2 separate regions of the Homo sapiens genome follow, and region 2 is linked to region 1. Evidence: chromatin loops called from intact Hi-C (ENCODE). Cell type or tissue: prostate gland. All regions are shown on one strand. Each heading gives the region's core, and the rest is flanking DNA. Links, peaks and the distances in the headings are about the cores only.

What was found. A loop is a pair of places that touch in the nucleus more often than their neighbours do. Peaks named below come from ENCODE experiments on the same cell type or tissue, not always from the same donor. Only the 100,000 strongest peaks of a DNase experiment are listed, where the experiment ranks them.
Region 2: it touches region 1 in a loop (2.6-fold over the local background); 7 of 110 quality-filtered maps call a loop at or near these places.

Annotation. Positions count from the first base shown.
Region 1 is chr16:10,975,972-10,984,298 of GRCh38, reverse strand. It overlaps CLEC16A (C-type lectin domain containing 16A), which reads right to left. Exons shown (of 24, transcript NM_015226.3): 8 at 6,900-7,074; 9 at 4,917-4,970; 10 at 1,308-1,421. Among named protein-coding and RNA genes, the nearest start is that of CLEC16A, 36 kb to the right of the region's middle. RefSeq lists a silencer at 2,260-2,329 and enhancers at 3,396-3,895, 3,896-4,397. In prostate gland, for the core only: no CTCF peak of the experiment used is centred there; a DNase peak (open chromatin) is centred at 4,058; H3K27ac peaks cover 2,923 bases.
Region 2 is chr16:11,028,620-11,036,946 of GRCh38, reverse strand. All of the region lies in intron 13 of CLEC16A (C-type lectin domain containing 16A), which reads right to left. Among named protein-coding and RNA genes, the nearest start is that of CLEC16A, 88 kb to the right of the region's middle. In prostate gland, for the core only: no CTCF peak of the experiment used is centred there; no DNase peak of the experiment used is centred there; H3K27ac peaks cover 647 bases.

The sequences.
Region 1 (8,327 bases), core at 216-8,215:
TTTTCAGAGGCGCTAATGCTCCCCTGAATAACAAAATGACCTGGCCAGACCATCATACACCAAAACCAGTGGAAGGGCAGGGGCCTCTTGTAATTGTACTCCATGCAGTGGTGGCCTTTCATCCACAGGGTCACATTCCACCCATTCATGTAGGTGGGGCAGCAAATCTACTACCCCAGGGCGAGCTGGCCCTTTTACCAGCCTGGCCACTGCCTGAGCACCTGGCTGCAGAGAGGAAACCTTTATGAAACAGCCCTTGTATAAAACGCACTATGCTCATCTCACTTACCCACTCTAAGCTCCTTATGGCAGGGATCTCACCTGTCACTGAATCAGCTGCAGCCTGGGCTCCGCATAAGTGAGATGAGCATTTGTGCAGCCCAGACTGCAGCTGATTCAGTGACAGGTGAGATCCCTGCCATAAGGAGCTTAGAGTGGGTAAGACCTTTGAAAAGAGGGAACCAGGTGCATCAGGAACCAGGCTGTAGGTACGGTAAAGGCGCAGGTTCAAAGGCACAAATGCTGGACATGCTGGGGGAAAAGCAAGTCAGACCAGGATTAAGGCAGCTGGAGCTCAGGACATGTGAGCAGGATCTGAGAGATGACAGCAGAGATATACAGAGGACAAGATGGAAAAGCTTCAAGAGAAGTCACAACACTGGCCATCAGGTGTTTTCCCTCAGCAGTGTACCAAATGGAACGCCAAAGCTCCTTCCTGCAGACCACAAACATGCTACTTAGTCCAAAGCTTGATGATCATTTAAAACTAGAGATTACACGTAACAATGCGTTTTTCCCGCTTCTCTAGAAACATGAAAAAACCTAGTAATCCTACATCCATATTCCTGCAGAACAGCAGCAGCCTGGGGTAGAACAGGAGCTGCTCGCCAAGGTGGCATACACTCTCCAATTTGCCACACCCCTCGCCACTCTCTACTGCCCTCACCTGGGGCCTGAGTCATTCATGGATGTTCATCGCCCAACTTCTGTAGACATTAGTTCCTCTGATAAGGCATTTTCTCACTGTGTCCCGATAACAGTGTCTCACAGATATGCAACCTAAGGCCCGGAGTGGTACAATTCCATGTTTAAGAACACACAATCAATCAAATCCAGGTGGTCCCTGATCCCAGCTTCTCTTGGGTATGCAATCAAGACTCTGATTAGGTTCACTGAATCCCGGACCAGCTTATGCATCATCACTGCTATATATTCAGAATGTTAGTTTCTGATTTTAGAGAAACACACAGATTAGCAAAATGAGCAATGGTTTCCTGTTAAGGTCAGTCCCGAAGCTAATGACTTACAGAACTTCTCTGAATATCCTGTTCAGTCTTAGCGTACATCTCAGACAGATCACCATTCAGAATGACTTCAGCTAACGAGTTCACCAGCGGTGCATGATGTATAATTAAGAAGACCTGGCGGAAAAAAAAGAAACGGGATTTGCATGAAAGTGTGCGGTATTTTCAACCTCTTGCTTCCTGGATCAGAAGCGACCAGGCTGGGCTACCTAAGTCCTGTATTAAGCAGCAATTCCTACGATGCAAAATTCAAAGAATGAGCCACAGGAAGCAGGACTCGGTTCCACTCTTGTAAGGTCAGTCTCTCCTTCAGACTGTTGCCTATTTGGCTGGCTGCTCTTCCTCGGAAGGAAGTGCATTAATGCGAGACTGTCCCTCATGGCTGGGTGAAGCCAAATCCGGCTGAAGTGGAGCAATGCGGGAAAGAACAGCCAAACCAGCACACTCCTTCCTTTCCATGGGCATTTTAGTGTCAAATTTGGTTATGAGAAGACTAGAAGGCACTGTCCCAATACTTTAGTGATACAAGAAGAAGGGGCCGGAGAGTTTTGTTCCAATCAAGGACTTGGCAGAGGGTTGGCTACACAGAGATTCCATCACGGGAGGGAGCTCTGACCCTGTGGTGGGTTTTAGCACACGGGGATTCCACAGCATCGTCAGGAGGTATGTGAACTACGGGGCTGAAAATCACACGAGACAGAGGCAAACCCAGGTGGGCCAGGATGCAAAATCAGAGGGCTGCCTCTGGGCTAAGCTGGCCCTGCTCCCACACCTGTTGCCCAATGTTCAGAGGACCAGCTTTAAGAATCAGGGTATTCAAAACTGTCTTGCAAAGCTGGCCTAGACATGCCTGCTATTTTGTTTTAAAATGTAAAGGCAAGAGGGTGTAGCACAGGGTGTGGCTTATCTACCATTTGCATAGAAAAGCGTGTGCATGTTTGTATTTGCTTATTTACATATGCATAGGCCAGGGTTTCTCAATCTTGGCACTGCTGACAATTTGGGCTATAACTGAGTATGGAGGGAGGCTGTCCCAGACACTGCAGGCTGGTGAGCAGCATCCCTGACCTCCACCCACTAGATGTCAGTAGCACCCCAGCCTCGGTCATGACAACTGAATGCATCTCCCCAGACACTGCCAGGTATCCCCTGAGGGGCAAAATTGCCCCTAGTTAAGAACCCCTGACAGATGTCTCTGTTAGGACATACGAGAACCCTGTAACCCTAATTGTCTCTGGGGATAGAAGTCAGGAGCCTGAACAAAACTAGAACAGAAACCCGGTTTTTACATGTTTGAACTTTTTAACTTTAAAAAACGTTGTTTAAAAAAAATTATTTTTTAAAAAGTGAAGGCAAAAATCAACACAGGCTGCCTCTGGGGAGTGCAGTTGGGTGCTCAGGGTATAGAGTGAGAGAGACTTTTCACATGCCATGTTTTGTACTGTTTGAACAAGGGGAATATATTATTCTAACAAATACATAGAATTCAAATTAGATAAAAGGTACAGGCAGAATGGCCATGTGGCACCTCCCTATAAAAAATTGCATCTTTTAAAAAAATACTGGGAACCTTTTCTATCACAGAGACCACATAGTATGATTCAATGAGTTAACCCACGTCCAAGGCTTGGCAGGCCCTTAAATGTTAGCAATGATGATTTTTCTCACCTTCCTTATGGCCGAATTACTGCCACACATCACTCTACCAACAACACAAAACACCAATCACTGTGGTCATTCATTCTCAAATATCCGTTACGTACCTTGAATGAATGCGGCCTTAACTGATCATTTATTCCTTCTTTTCAGTCCACAAGCATTCAGTGAGCACCTACAAAGGCCCCCCTGAACAAAGCAACCAATTCCTGCCTGTGGACACACACAGTGCTCATTTCCCTGGCTCTGAACCCAAAAAAGAGGGAGGGTGAGTAACTGTAAGGTACGTGGAAGCACGTGCAGGCCAGACTCAAAAAGCTGGGCCCAGCTGCCTACACCACACTCTGTTAGCAGTTTGGTTTTAGGAGGACAGCATCACCTGTCACACCAAATTAACGTCATCCATAAAAATTTTCATGGTTTTCTAGCTATGCTTGTAAAATAATTTGCAAGTATGCAATGATTTTATATTGAAGTAGGGGCTTTCAGGACACAGGATTTATACCTGATTTTAGGTTTTTCACACATTTAGGTCACATTTTCATTAAGCTAAATGAAAATGCAGGGGGAAACAGGGCTTCAGGTTGTTTATCTTTAAAAGGGATGTATTACTCAAGTTTGAGGAACAATGAATTACAAGCTATGTTTTCTGTGAGATACTGAAACAAGTAATTGGGTGCATGGGCTACTGGTCCTTTACAAAGCAAACCGGTGAGGGAGGAGTCTCAGAGAAAAGTCCTAACTCTCTCCACTGACGTTCCCGCTGTGGGCAGTTGGCGGCCATGCTCTCTGGAGGAGACCCTGCCCGGGCAATGCTCCAACAGCTGAAGGGTCCTGAGGATGCTTTCCATATGATTCCTGGGGCTGAGAACTGGCTTGCTTGGGTCCTGTTGGACTCTCAGAATCTCAAGCAGGAGATGCCGGCAGACTTGGAAAGAGGCAGCAGAAAAAAGCTGCCAGGAGAGGCTGGGGTTTATGCTCAGCGCCGTCGTACAGAGCGGCATTCAGACAAACTTGGCCTCGTGCAGAGCTCTGAGCAAATAGCCCCAGAATAGGACTCTGGGCTGTGAGTGATGGTCAGGACATGTCCGGATTGGCCTACCTGCCGGGGAGGAGGTGGCCTCTGAACCTCTCCTCTTGGGCCAAAAAGACAAAGCCCCGCCCCAAATTCAAAACAGCTGGGGATCAAGTCAGAAGGACAGTTCCTCATCAAAGCAAATAAATACCTGTGCCATTGCAAAAGCGGAAACAGAATTCTGGGTAAATGCTGGACTACTTAATAGTCTAATGAGATGCCCTGAGAGTCTGGACTGCTTGTAATAAAAATATTTTTAAAGTTATGTAACTGGGTCGCCATGGAGTTTTTCCCTTCTTGTAAATATTACATAATTACATGAAGGAAACACACTTGTTGAAGGAGGGGAGGGAGATAAATTGGCTCAAGACACAAATCTGAGAGCTAAGGTTGCTACAAGATTCCTTCCACACGGTAATCTGGGAACTAGAACCGCGATAAAGCCCTTTAACAATAGACTCATTTCAGGAAGTTTGTTACACCAAGGTTGCTGTGTGTATGCACGCTGTGGGTTCTGCAGTGTGGGGCTTCATTCAAAGCTGCAGGAGTAAAAGCGATGCAGCCCACATTTCCAGGGCATTTCAAGCACTCCTCAGTTGTTTTGGAAACCTCAGTCTTCATGGTAAAAATCAACTATACAAGTTAGGTTTGGTTTATTTTTCATTTCTCTTTGGATTTCCATCTCCTACCATGAAAAAGATACACACTACCTCTATTTAGTACCTGGAAAACAGAAAGCCCCTTCTGTTTTGCTGTTATTTTACTCCAGCATGGGGGGGACAGAGAAGATGGGGTGATAAGGCCTGGGGATTTTCTTCAAGGCAGTGGCACGCCAAGGGACCCCAAATGTAGTGGGGACATTGGTGAATGATCAAGCATACCTGTGACAGAAGATAAAGAGACACCGGCAGGCTAATTTTCGGCCGTTCTCCTCCCTAGTGCAGGGTGGCAGGAGAGAGAGAGAGAGATCAGGTCACACAAGCGAGCAGCACAAAATACACAAAGCCAAAAGCCTTCTGTGTGAACAAAGGCGTCCTGTCCCACTGACTTCCTCCACGGCCCTAGGGCTGTCCTTTCTTGGTGCTACTCAAAAGTCCACTCCGCAAAATCCCACTCAATACTGTTTGCAAGGACACTATTTTTCCATCTGAGAAACCTTTCACCATTACTCACGGATGAGAGGCTGACCCACGAGAACTTGCTCCTTAAGTTACCAAGCACGTTCATTTGTACCAGCTGGGGCACTGGACGCCCCGGCAGGAGAGGCCTCCAGGAGGCCTGTTCTTGGGAAGTTATTTTCAAAGCATGGGGGAGGAGGTTTAGGGCACTCTGGCCTTGGAAAAGCCCCTCGTTTATAATGAATTTCAAGATGCTCCATTTCACACCCACCCTGTTAGAGAAGAATAGTTAGGCCCTCATTTTGCAGCCGAAGAAACGGGCTCAGGTTAACTGCTTTAGGTCACAGAGTTAGGAAAGGGAAGAGGCAGAATTTGAATGCAGGTCTGAAAACTCCAATTCTCATACTTTGTCTCTGCCTCCCAGAGCTGCCTCTGGTAAAGCTAAGGCGCTTATTCACCTTTATAGTCTTCTCACACACACACTCTGTCTCTGTCTCTCAGGAAATAAGAGGAAAGGAAAGGAAAAGCAGCGTGCTTTGAAAGGAGTCTCCCTCCGGCTCAAAGCCTCAGTCCTGGCTGGGCACGGTGGCTCATGCCTGTAATCCCAGCACTTTGGGAGGCCGAGGCAGGCGTATCACCTGAGATCAGGAGTTTGAGACCAGCCCGGCCAACATGGTGAAACCCCGTTTCTACTAAAAATACACTTTCTTTTATTTACTCATCTGTAGTGAGAATCTTGAAAACTCCATCCCCTTGGAGCACCTCTGCATGGTGACCAGCTGGCTCTGTCCTGCCTCCTGCTGAGGCCCTTTTACCTCCGGAGGAACTGCACAGAGGCCTCCCCTCCAGAAGCAGCATTCCTCACAGGGGGGCCCTGAGAACCAGCAGCACAGAATCAGAATCACCTGAGGGATAGGTGAGACATGCAGATTCCTGGTCCTGAGGCCCTGCATGTTACCAGCCGTCATCCCCACAGGCCTCTGGGGCCTGCTAACAGTGGACAGTCACCACCCTGGGACCGTTCCCTGAGTGTGCTCCATCCCTTCCCTCCATGCTGCGCAAGTTCTGTCGCTGTCTGTATCTTCTCCAAATCAGTGGGTTCTGGCAACTACCAGGAAAAGTTACTGGGGAGGAGAACACTTCAGGGAAGGATGCACAGAAACCAAAACCCTACATTTGTAGATGTTTCCTGTTTCCTCCTGATGTCGGTAATCTTTTCTCATTCACTTTTATAGTCTTCTCACACACACACACTCTGTCTCTGTCTCAGGAAATAAGAGGAAAGGAAAGGAAAGGAAAGCCAGTGTGCTTTGAAAGGAATCTCCCTTGGGCTCAAAACCTCAGTTCTGGCCATAATCCCAGCACTTTGGAAGGCCCAGGCAGGTGTATCACCTGAGGTCAAGAGTTTGAGACCAGCCTGACCAACATGGTGAAATGCCGCCGTCTCTTCCAAAAAGTACAAAAATTAGTCAGGCGTGGTGGTATGCACCTGTAATCCCAGCTACTCGGGAGGCTGAGGCAGGAGAATTACTTGAATTCAGGAGGCGGAGGTTGCAGTGAGCCAAGATCGCACCACTGCACTCCAGCCTGGGTAAAAGAGCAAAACTCCGTCTTTTAAAAACAAACAAACAAAAAAAAAACCTCAGTCCTGATTTGCAATGCTCAGCCCCATTCCAGGGGACTGGGGACTGTTCTTCCCCACTTCTGATGGCCTTCAGCCAGCGGGAGCCACGGGGCTGGACCCACCTTGTCCTGGTTCTCCAGTGAGTACACGTAGAGGGGCAGGAAGAGCCTGTTGAGCAGGTGGTCAGTGAGCACATCGTTGAGGAACTCACAGTTGATGATCAGGATGTCATTGAGATAGTGCAGGTGGTCTAGGTGCTCTGCCACCAGATCACTCAGTTTACCCCGATTCCGATGCCTGCCAGGAGAAATGACCACCTCAGCCTGGAGGCCAACACTAGGAGCCTTTGAGCCTAACATCAATGGCCTGAGACTTAGGTCACTGTGAGTTCATCCACATATTTGAGTTAGTCTCAAGAGACACTTATCCTGGCCCCTACTGGGGAGATATACAAGGGAAAATGGGCAGGTTTACTAAAATCAATTTCAGGGGACTGCTGGGGTCTCCCAGAATGAGGTAAACAAAGCAAAATGCTGCTAAACTCTTCCAGCAAGCCACTGCATAAGCACAGCTACTAGCCACTGTGGCAAGATCCCCTGGCTCCCCAGATAAGCAGCACTAATGGAGCAATAAATCCACTGTAATTAAAATGCTCCAGAGGAGTTCTAAAGAGAAAAGCAGGCCTCCAGAGCCGTGGCCACCCCAGTGGCCCTGACGACATGCAGACATAGAGCAAAGACATGACACCCCTCCCCCAGGCCCCTGCCCTGGAGGTCTCCGTCTCCCAGCAGTTAGCAACAGCATGCTGGGGATGGGGGGCCAGGGGGTAATGTCTCTTGGGTGGAGTCAGTCTCACACTCCAGAAACAGCTGGTGAGGATGCTTTCACCACCCCCAAGGAGTATGCAGCAAATGCTAGCTAGGCATTTTGTTTGTATTGTTGTTATTACCCAACTGATAGATGATCATTTTTGACAACAGCAAATTAAAATATAAAAGCAAATAGAATTCAAAGTCTCAAACCCACCACTAACAAATATCCACTATTAACATTTTGGGACTTATAACCCTAATGTCTGTTTTTTCTACATTTTTACCTCTCCTAGTAGTAGTCACATCTAAAATATAGATGTCACATTTCTATCCGTCTAACTGTATATACTTGAAAAAAAAAAAGTAAAAACAAGATCAATTCTGCTTCTTTTACATAATTCTGGATAATTATTCCTTTTATTTATTTATTATTATTTTTTGAGATAGGGTCTTGTTTTGTTACCTAGGCTGGAGTGCTGTGGCATGAGCACAGCTCATTACAGCCTCAACCTCCCAGGTTCAAGGGATCCTCCCACCTCAGCCTCCAAAGCATCTCAGATTACAGGCACCTGCTACAATGCCCAACTATTTTTAAAAATTTTTCATAGAGGGTGGAGGGGTCTCACCATGTTGCCCACGCTGGTCTCAAACTCCTGGACTCAAGTGATCCTTCTGCCTCGGCCTCCCAAAGTGGTAGGATTACAGGCATGAACCACTATGCCCAGCCAATTATTTCTT
Region 2 (8,327 bases), core at 63-8,062, 53 kb before region 1:
TTTTTAGTTTGAGCACTGCTTAATGCATGGATGAGAATTTTTAGTTTGAGCATGACTTCATGTGTTTCCTTATCATTCGTGTTATAAAAGGAAAGTTAGGCCGGGCACGGTGGCTCATGTTTTTAATACCAGCACTTTGGGAGGCCAAGGTGGGCAGATCGCCTGAGGTCAGGAGTTTGAGATCAGCCTGGCCAATGTGGTGAAACCCCGTCTCTACTAAAAATACAAAAATTAGCTGGGTGTAGTGCACATGCCTGTAGTACCAGCTACTTGAGAGGCTCAGAAATGAGAATTGCTTGAACCCAGGAGGCGGAGGTTGCAGTGGGCTGAGACTGCGCCACTGCAGTCCAGCCTGGGTGACAGAGCGAGACTCTTGTCTCAAAAAAAAAAAAAAAAAAAAAAGGAAAATTAGAACAAAAGAACACAAGGATAAAACCTAACAAGAGCTAAATCAAGCTACAGACAGCCCAAAAGAGGCATGCTGAGCTGCTGGGGGCCCCTCTCAGGGGGCGAGCTGCTCAGGTTGGATCCTAAAGGATGAACAGGAGTTTGCCTTGAACTGGACAGGGAGGGCCAGGACTTGCCAAACCAAGGTGGGACTGCAGGGAGTGGAGCAGACCCAGAGAGGTCTGGGTGGGAGAGAGCCGGGGAGGGGGTGATGAGGTGGAGGATGGGGGAAGGGACAGGCAAGGCTTCGTGCCAGGATCCTGGAGGGTGATGCAGTGGAGGGGCCCAGGAGAGGCAGCTAGCGGGCCGTAACATAATCTGGTTGTGCCCTGGCTGACTGGGGTGGTTCCATTCCCCTGACTGTTCCAAGTGGTCTCCATGCTTCCGGCCCTTTACCCCAAACTGACCTGCTAGTGCCATGCAGTCCATGTGAGGTAGATTTTACCACCAGCCCTGGGAGGCAGAGAGCAGAGGTGATTCCACACAGCACACGGCAAAACTATATAACAGAAACCCCTCTGAACATCTCCCTTCTTTCCCCAAAGCTCCTTCTGGGCCAGGGGCCCCATTCTCTCTCCCAGCTCTTTTTCCCACCATGGCCTTTAAAATCCTCTCTTTGACTCCAACTATCCAGTGTTTTGAAGGAGGCCTTATCATTTACCAAAATACTCAGTCAAAACAAACAAACAACAACAAAATCACCAGTCTCTCTGGGGAAGGACAGAGTGTCTTTGGAAGGAAGGAGGAGAGGATTCTGCTAAGATGACAAGATTGCCTTCGCATGGTAAGCTCTGAAGAAATGGTGACCATCAGCCAGGCATATGACGTAGAATGCTTCATTTCATCCTCATGACATTCCATGAAGTGGCTAATAGTATTTCCATTTTATAGACGAGGAAGCTGAGGCTCAAAAAAGACATGAGCTTGCCTGGGGTCATGTGGAGAGTGGAAAGCCCAGCCCTGAATGCAGCCATGTGGCTCTTACCTCCCTCCTCTCTGCCGTGTACCATGATCCCCGCTGGTTAACGCTCTTTCCCTCCACCTTCCCAAGCTATGTATGTCATGTGATCTAGTGGTGTTCTTGGCACAAACACAACAGTCCATACATTTTTGCTGAATTAATTTTTTAAAAAGTTAAGTAGTTTTGATCAAATTTCGGGCAGAAGATTAGACAAATCTCAAAATGAAGGGGAAACATACGTAAAATAGAAGCCACCATATGACAGCTGTGCAAAAAAGCCCAACCATCACCCACACAGAAAACATGCTAGAAAGAAATACGACACTGTCAGCAGTTGGTTATTTTAAGGTGGTACTATCAAAGGCAAGTGAAAAAGCAACTTATTCTCATTTTTGTTTTCTATAACAATCATTGCATGACCATCACTGTACTTAGGATGGCATTTAATTTGTGGCGAACATTAGATTTAGGTTTAAGCCTCCTGCCTGAAACAACCTGGTGGCTGATGGTTCTGAGTGGCTAAGGTCAATGTCACCCTGTAACAGGGGCATGCATGTGAAAGGTAAGACGGCTCCTGTGTGCAAGGACATACACACAAACACACACACACACTCATACACACACAGACACTCATTCACACACGCATGCATACCCCGTGGTTTTTGGTCACAGAAAGGCAGGTTTTGCTGCAAACCCAATAGCTTCTTTGCCAGTCATTTCCCTCTGACAGAAATAAACACTGTGGATAATATATTATCCTATTTGCTTCAACTCTTAAGTGCTTTGTGACAGACAAATTCCAAAGAAACCCTGCTGCACTTCACGGGAGCACTAGCTCATTCTGGCTTCCAGCAGACCACATGTTCCCTGCCCCGCCCACAGCCCTGCCTTAGGGGTCAGAGCCTGAGCTGCCCACCGACTCAGAACGGGTGTCCCCTGTCCACCCGTGGACAGGGGTGGAGGGCGGAACTCTCAACTAACTCATTCAAAGAATCCAAAACAGAAGGGAAGGGTGTGGCCCCACAGTGTCAGTAACTCTTACTAAGCTTCCCTCTCAGTTCTGATATCTGGATTCTTCCCCCTTAGTAGTAGCCCCCATTTAGGGTAGAGAGGTAAAAGACCCAGACCAAAGATGCATAAGAATAATTAGACAGATCTGGATAAAGACACCACGAGAACACCAGGTAAACAGTTCAAACTTTTTAAAAACGTCTGTTGACCACACAAAGTCTCCTTGGCTGCAGTCACACAAGTATTACCAGCTTTGGAAGACTATAGACCAAAGATTTCGAAAGCTAACCAGATGTTGGGCCGATTTCCAATGTACTTCTAATTCTGGTTATGTGTCAGCCAAGATCCAAACTGACGTTGTGCAAGTTCTCCGCATGGCAAAAGCTTCCCTTTAGCCTATTACCTTTCAACCTTTTCCATATCGCTCATCCATGTTCCATTAACTTCTCAGCAAAACAAAACACAAAACACAAAGAGCCCAAGACTCCTTCTTCCTGGGTAAACAATGACAAATGGAGTGGCAGGAGTAGAAGGTTGGTCACTGAACTGGGGAACCTTCAAGATACAAAAGCTGTAAAACTCACCCCCATCCCTCCACCTCTGGCCCAGGACTCAGCGGACTTGATAGAAGAGCGAAGGCTGCATTTTCTATTACAGAAACAAACCAGAATTCATTATGTGGCCCAACTGAATCACAACAAGCGCCTTCCGCCAACCGGTCAACCCTTTCCACTGTGGGATATTCATTTCGGTGCAGCATCTAATCTATTATGATTACTGGAAGGCCTGAGCTCACATTTGGTTTTTATGAACGTGGCTTTTATGTTAAAATTGACTATGAGGAAAAAATCTATGAGAAAGAGACCAGGTCACTTGGGACCTGATTTGGGGGGTAAGGATCTGGAAAAGTGAGGCTGAAGGTCAAGTGCAGCCTGATCAGCTGCTGCATAACCAAAAACCAATCACTCAACCAACCTCCACCAGCAAAGCCCCACCAAATGCAGACTCTGTGCTCACAGGCCAGGACTGAGCATAAACCAGGTGGCAGCTCCCCCACGAGGCAGCTTCCCCAGGCACCTGGGCCTCAGGGCACCGGACTTGAACTTTTCCGTTTCTTCTCCAAACCTACTCCAAGGCCCATGCTTGTTAGTTCTGGAAATGGCACTATTGGTCACACAGGGAAAGGAGTCAGGAACCTGAGCCTTACCCAGGCTCCTCCCTTCATGCCCCCTCCTTTCAAATCAACCAGAACCCCTCACCCCTAGCCTAGTGACTCTCCTTGTCTCCTCATCCTAGTAAATGCACCCCCACCATTGCTCAAGCCAAATCACAGGAGTCATCTGACTCGTCCCTTTCACTCGACCCCTACATTCAATCCATCAGCACGTCCTGGCTCTAGCGCTGAAATAATCACAAGTCCTTCCAGTTTCCTCTACTCCCCAGCCAGCAGCCTAATCCAATCCACATTATCTCGCCTGGATGACTGCAACAGCTTCTTAGCAAGTCTCTCGGTGTTCCCTCCTGCAACTCATCCCCACCCCCAGTCATCTACTTTCTGTCTGGTAGCCAACGTTTCTTTTAAAAACTTCCATCTGACCACATCACTGTCCTACTTAAAAATTCGGTAGGGGTTTCCCATTGCACTTGGAGAAAAAATGGCAATTCCTCTTCAGGGCCTTCAAGGCCCTTCATGACCTGGCCCCTGCCCGCCTGGCCAGCCTCACCTTGGCCCACTTTCTGCTCCTTCCCACCCCGGGGCCTCTGTACATGCTGCTCCCTTCACCTGGAGGACTCTTGCCCCAGGTCTTTGCAGAGCTGGCTCCTTCTCACTCTCTGGGCTGTGGCTCTGCTGGTCCTTCCTCAGAGGAGCCCTCCCCGACCACCCTGACTAGCACCTAGTAACCCCTGCAGCACAACCACTAGGCTTCCTCATCACTCCACCCTGTTCATTTCCTTCTACCATTTGTCACAGTCACAATTAATCTTCTTGTTCACTTCAGTGAGACTCATCTGGGCTTGTTTGAGTGCCTATGACGGGGCCTTGCCCTGGCAAGCGCTCAGCAAGTATCTGCTGAATGATAAGAAAGCCTCTCAGTTTCACCTCTCATCCCTCCCACCCGCTGGCTGAATTACTGCAAACCCATTCTGAGAGGTGCAGAGTGGGTCAGCTCACTAACTGACCAACTGCCCCCCAGCAGCCCCACACGGCTCATAGGAACACAGTTCAGTCGCTGCCTGTGCCACCCCCTGCAGACTGGCTCCAGATGCCTGCCTCTTGGGGCACCCGCTGCCTCGGACATGCTGCCACTCACCCTAGGGAACGGGCAGTGATCTGATGGATATGCCACAGGCTCTCATGCCCCTTCTTGCTCTGTCCTCTACCATAGCCCGGGTGTCCTCAGGAAACGGGTCCTCACTCCTGCGGGCAGAGTCCATGCTCACCACCAGGCAAGTGACCCTCTATTGTGCTGACAGCCTCCTCGTAGGACTTTTCTGTCCAAGAATGACTGATGCTTTCTTGGGCAAGGGCCTGGGTTGGTCTGCCTGGAGTTTGTAGTCCCCATGTTGAGCACACTGCCTGGCACACGGCCGGTGCTCCACATGCATTTGCTGAATAACTAATTACATGAGGAAATTCATCAGAAACTGCAAGCTATTCCTCCTGATCACTTAAGCCTCCAAGAGGCCTCTCCTGATTGCTCAGGCGGATGTAGTACCCTCTACCCTCAGCCTGCCCCACCGCATTACCTAGTTTTATTTTCACTGTTGCACTTCTCGCTACATGGGATTATTTTACTTGGTTACTAGTTTACTGTCTGTCTCCTCTAAGAGAATCCAGATTCCATGAAAGCATTTGTTTGCTTCACCACTGCATCCCCAATACTGATCCCAGTGCCTGGCATCTAACAGGGGCTTCCAAAATATTTGTTGGAAGAATGAATGAATCAATACATGCATAGCATTAGCAGAAAATGGGAGAAGGAATTCAATTTCCTTGAATATACAGTTCTACTCTTCCAAGAAGAAATTCCCAAGAAAAAGAGGTAGGATGCCCAGGCGGGAACACAGGTGAGTGGTCTCTCCAGCGCATAAGATGGATGAAGGTGCATGGCAGCACACCCAGTAAGCCATGACGTCTCTGCTCCCCGTACAGGTCAGGGCTGCAGGAAGGAAGCCCATGGAGAACACCAGTCACCAAGATGAGGAGCTTGCCCACTGTCCCATGGAGCCTGGCATCTACACCACACAGACAGCACCTTCTTTGCTGAAGCCCTGAGCTACAAGCTGCCAGGAAGAGATGGCCTTGGGGACGTGCCACATAGCTGAGCAGCAACCAATCAGCAAACTCTGGCTGAGCACTGACTGAGTGCCAGGCGGTAGGCTGGGTACTGCAGGGAGCACATGGTTTCTGCCTTCCAAGGCCTAGCAGTCCAGAATGGGAGAGAAAAAATACAGAGAAAAGGCGGTATTAAAAAGTGCCACAGGAACCTCATGGAGATTAAAAAACATCTGGTCTTCCCAAGATGTTGTTATGAAAATGAAAAGACATGCCACAGACTTGGGGGAAATCATTGCTAAATGCCTCTGATAAAGGACTTGCATTCAAAATACATAAAGAACTCTCGAGGCTGAGGCGGGTGTATCACTTGAGGTCAGGAGTTCGAGACCAGCCTGGCCAACAGGGCGAAACCCTGTCACTACTAAAAATACAAAAATCAGCCGGGCGTGGTGGCGCACACCTGTAGTCCCAGCTACTCTGGAGGCTGAGGCAGGAGAATTGCTTGAACCTGGGAGGCGGAGGTTGCAGCGAGCCAAGATTGCACCATTGCATTCTGGCCTGGGCAACAGAGTGAGACTCCGTCTTAAAAGAAACAAAACAAAAAAACCCAAAAGTCTCGAAACACAATATTTTTTTTACTCAATTCAATTTAAAAAACGGGCTAAGGATTCGAAAAGACTCTTCACTAACAAAGACATGTATGGCAAAAGAAACACATGAAAAGATGTTCAATGTCATTAGGGATATGCAAATTAAGATCATAAGATACCACTGCAAACCTATTAGAATGGTGAAAACTAAAAAGGTGGCCACACCAAATGTTGGAAAGGAGGTAAAGGAACTAGAACTCTTGTACACTGGTGATGGGATATAAAATTATATAGGCATCTTGGAAAACAGTTTGGCAGTATCTTAAAATAAAAGCAAACATACACATATCTCCCATAATTATATGGGAAATATGATTCAGCCATTCCATTCCTAGGTATTTATCCAAGAGAAAAGAATGTATATGCTCATACAACTCTCTGTATGGGCATACATTGTATGGGGCCACACAAATGCTCACAGCAGCTTTGTTTGTAATAGTCCAAAACTGGAAACAACCCAAATTTCCATTAACAGATGAATGAATAAACTGTGGTATGTTCATATAATGGAATGTTACTCAGCAAGAAGAAATGAACTACAGATACACACAACATCATGATGGATCTCAAAATAATTAAGTGGATTGAAAGAAGCCACATGAAGAGGAGTACATGTTGCATGACTCTGTTTATACAAAATTTTAGAAAGTGCAAAACTAATCTAGCATGACAGGAAGCAGACTGGTGTTACTTGGGGAGAGGGGTGTGGGAAGCAAGGGAGGGGAATGAGGAAATGTTTGGGATGCTGGATTATACACTGCCTTGATCATGGTGATGATTTCACGGGTATTTACATATGTCAAAATATTAAATTGTGCACCTTAAATATGTTCAGTTTATTGCATATCAATTAGACTTCAATCCAACTTTTTCTTTAAAGGTGCTATGCTTCTGGCCAAGATGGACTGAATTTATCCTACTAATTCAGGCAACTTAGAAAGCAAGACAATATATACAAAACAATGGTTATCAGACTCTGGATGAACAGGCAGCATAAGAGAGAGATCCCTGAGAGGGAGAAGCACAAAGGCAGTGGCCCAGTGATTGCTCCAGCTTGCTGTCCAGTGAGAGTATCCGGGCCTCAGCAAAGGGATAGAAAACCCAAAGACTGTGGTTCTCTCAGAGAAGGCAGAGTCTGGAGTTCAGGGAGATCAAGGGGTTAAAATTCATGGACAAGATAAATGAAGAGAGAGCTGCAGAGAGAGAGCTCAGACATGTGCAGAGGGTTCCTTTAGAACCTTGCTGTGTTCTGGTCTGTGCATGCACATGAAGAAAGGGAAAGACCTGCCAGAATGAAGCCTGTGGAACAATTCCTGGAGCTCACACTGGGGGGGCCAGTGTGGAGAGACCACCTCACCATGGGACACAGTAGAGTCTCAGAAGGGTAATGTCTCAGTAATAGGGCGAAGTTAGCCCTAAACTGAAGGCTGTCTGGACCAGCTCTCACAGAGCTTAAAAGCAAGCCTCAAAAAAGGATCAAACCAACTCCAATTAACTGAACCATCAGCCCAAAAATATTTACAGGAAGAATCCAGCATCCAACTGTGAAAAACCACAGTAACTGTCAACCAATCAAAAATGACCAGGCATGCAAAAAATGGGGGAAGGAATCCAAAAGCAGGAGAAAAATCAATAAGAGAAACACAGCTAGAAATTATACACATGACAAAACACAAGAAATCAAAAGGGAAACTGTGTAAAATTTTAAGCTGAATGAACCTCATATGTTAAAATTTACTGGATGCAGGTAAAGCAGTGCTTACAGGGAAATTTATAGCATTAAAGTCATAGAGAAGAAAGGTTTAAAAATCAATGACTGGAAAGGGAATAGCCTGAGGGATATTTTTCTGATAATGAAACTGTACTATCTCCTGATTAAGTGGTGTTCACACCTATCCATACATGTCCCAAAATTCACAGAATTAAATACAAAAATGAGTTAATTTTATGGTACGTTAGTTTAAAAAAATAAGCTGAT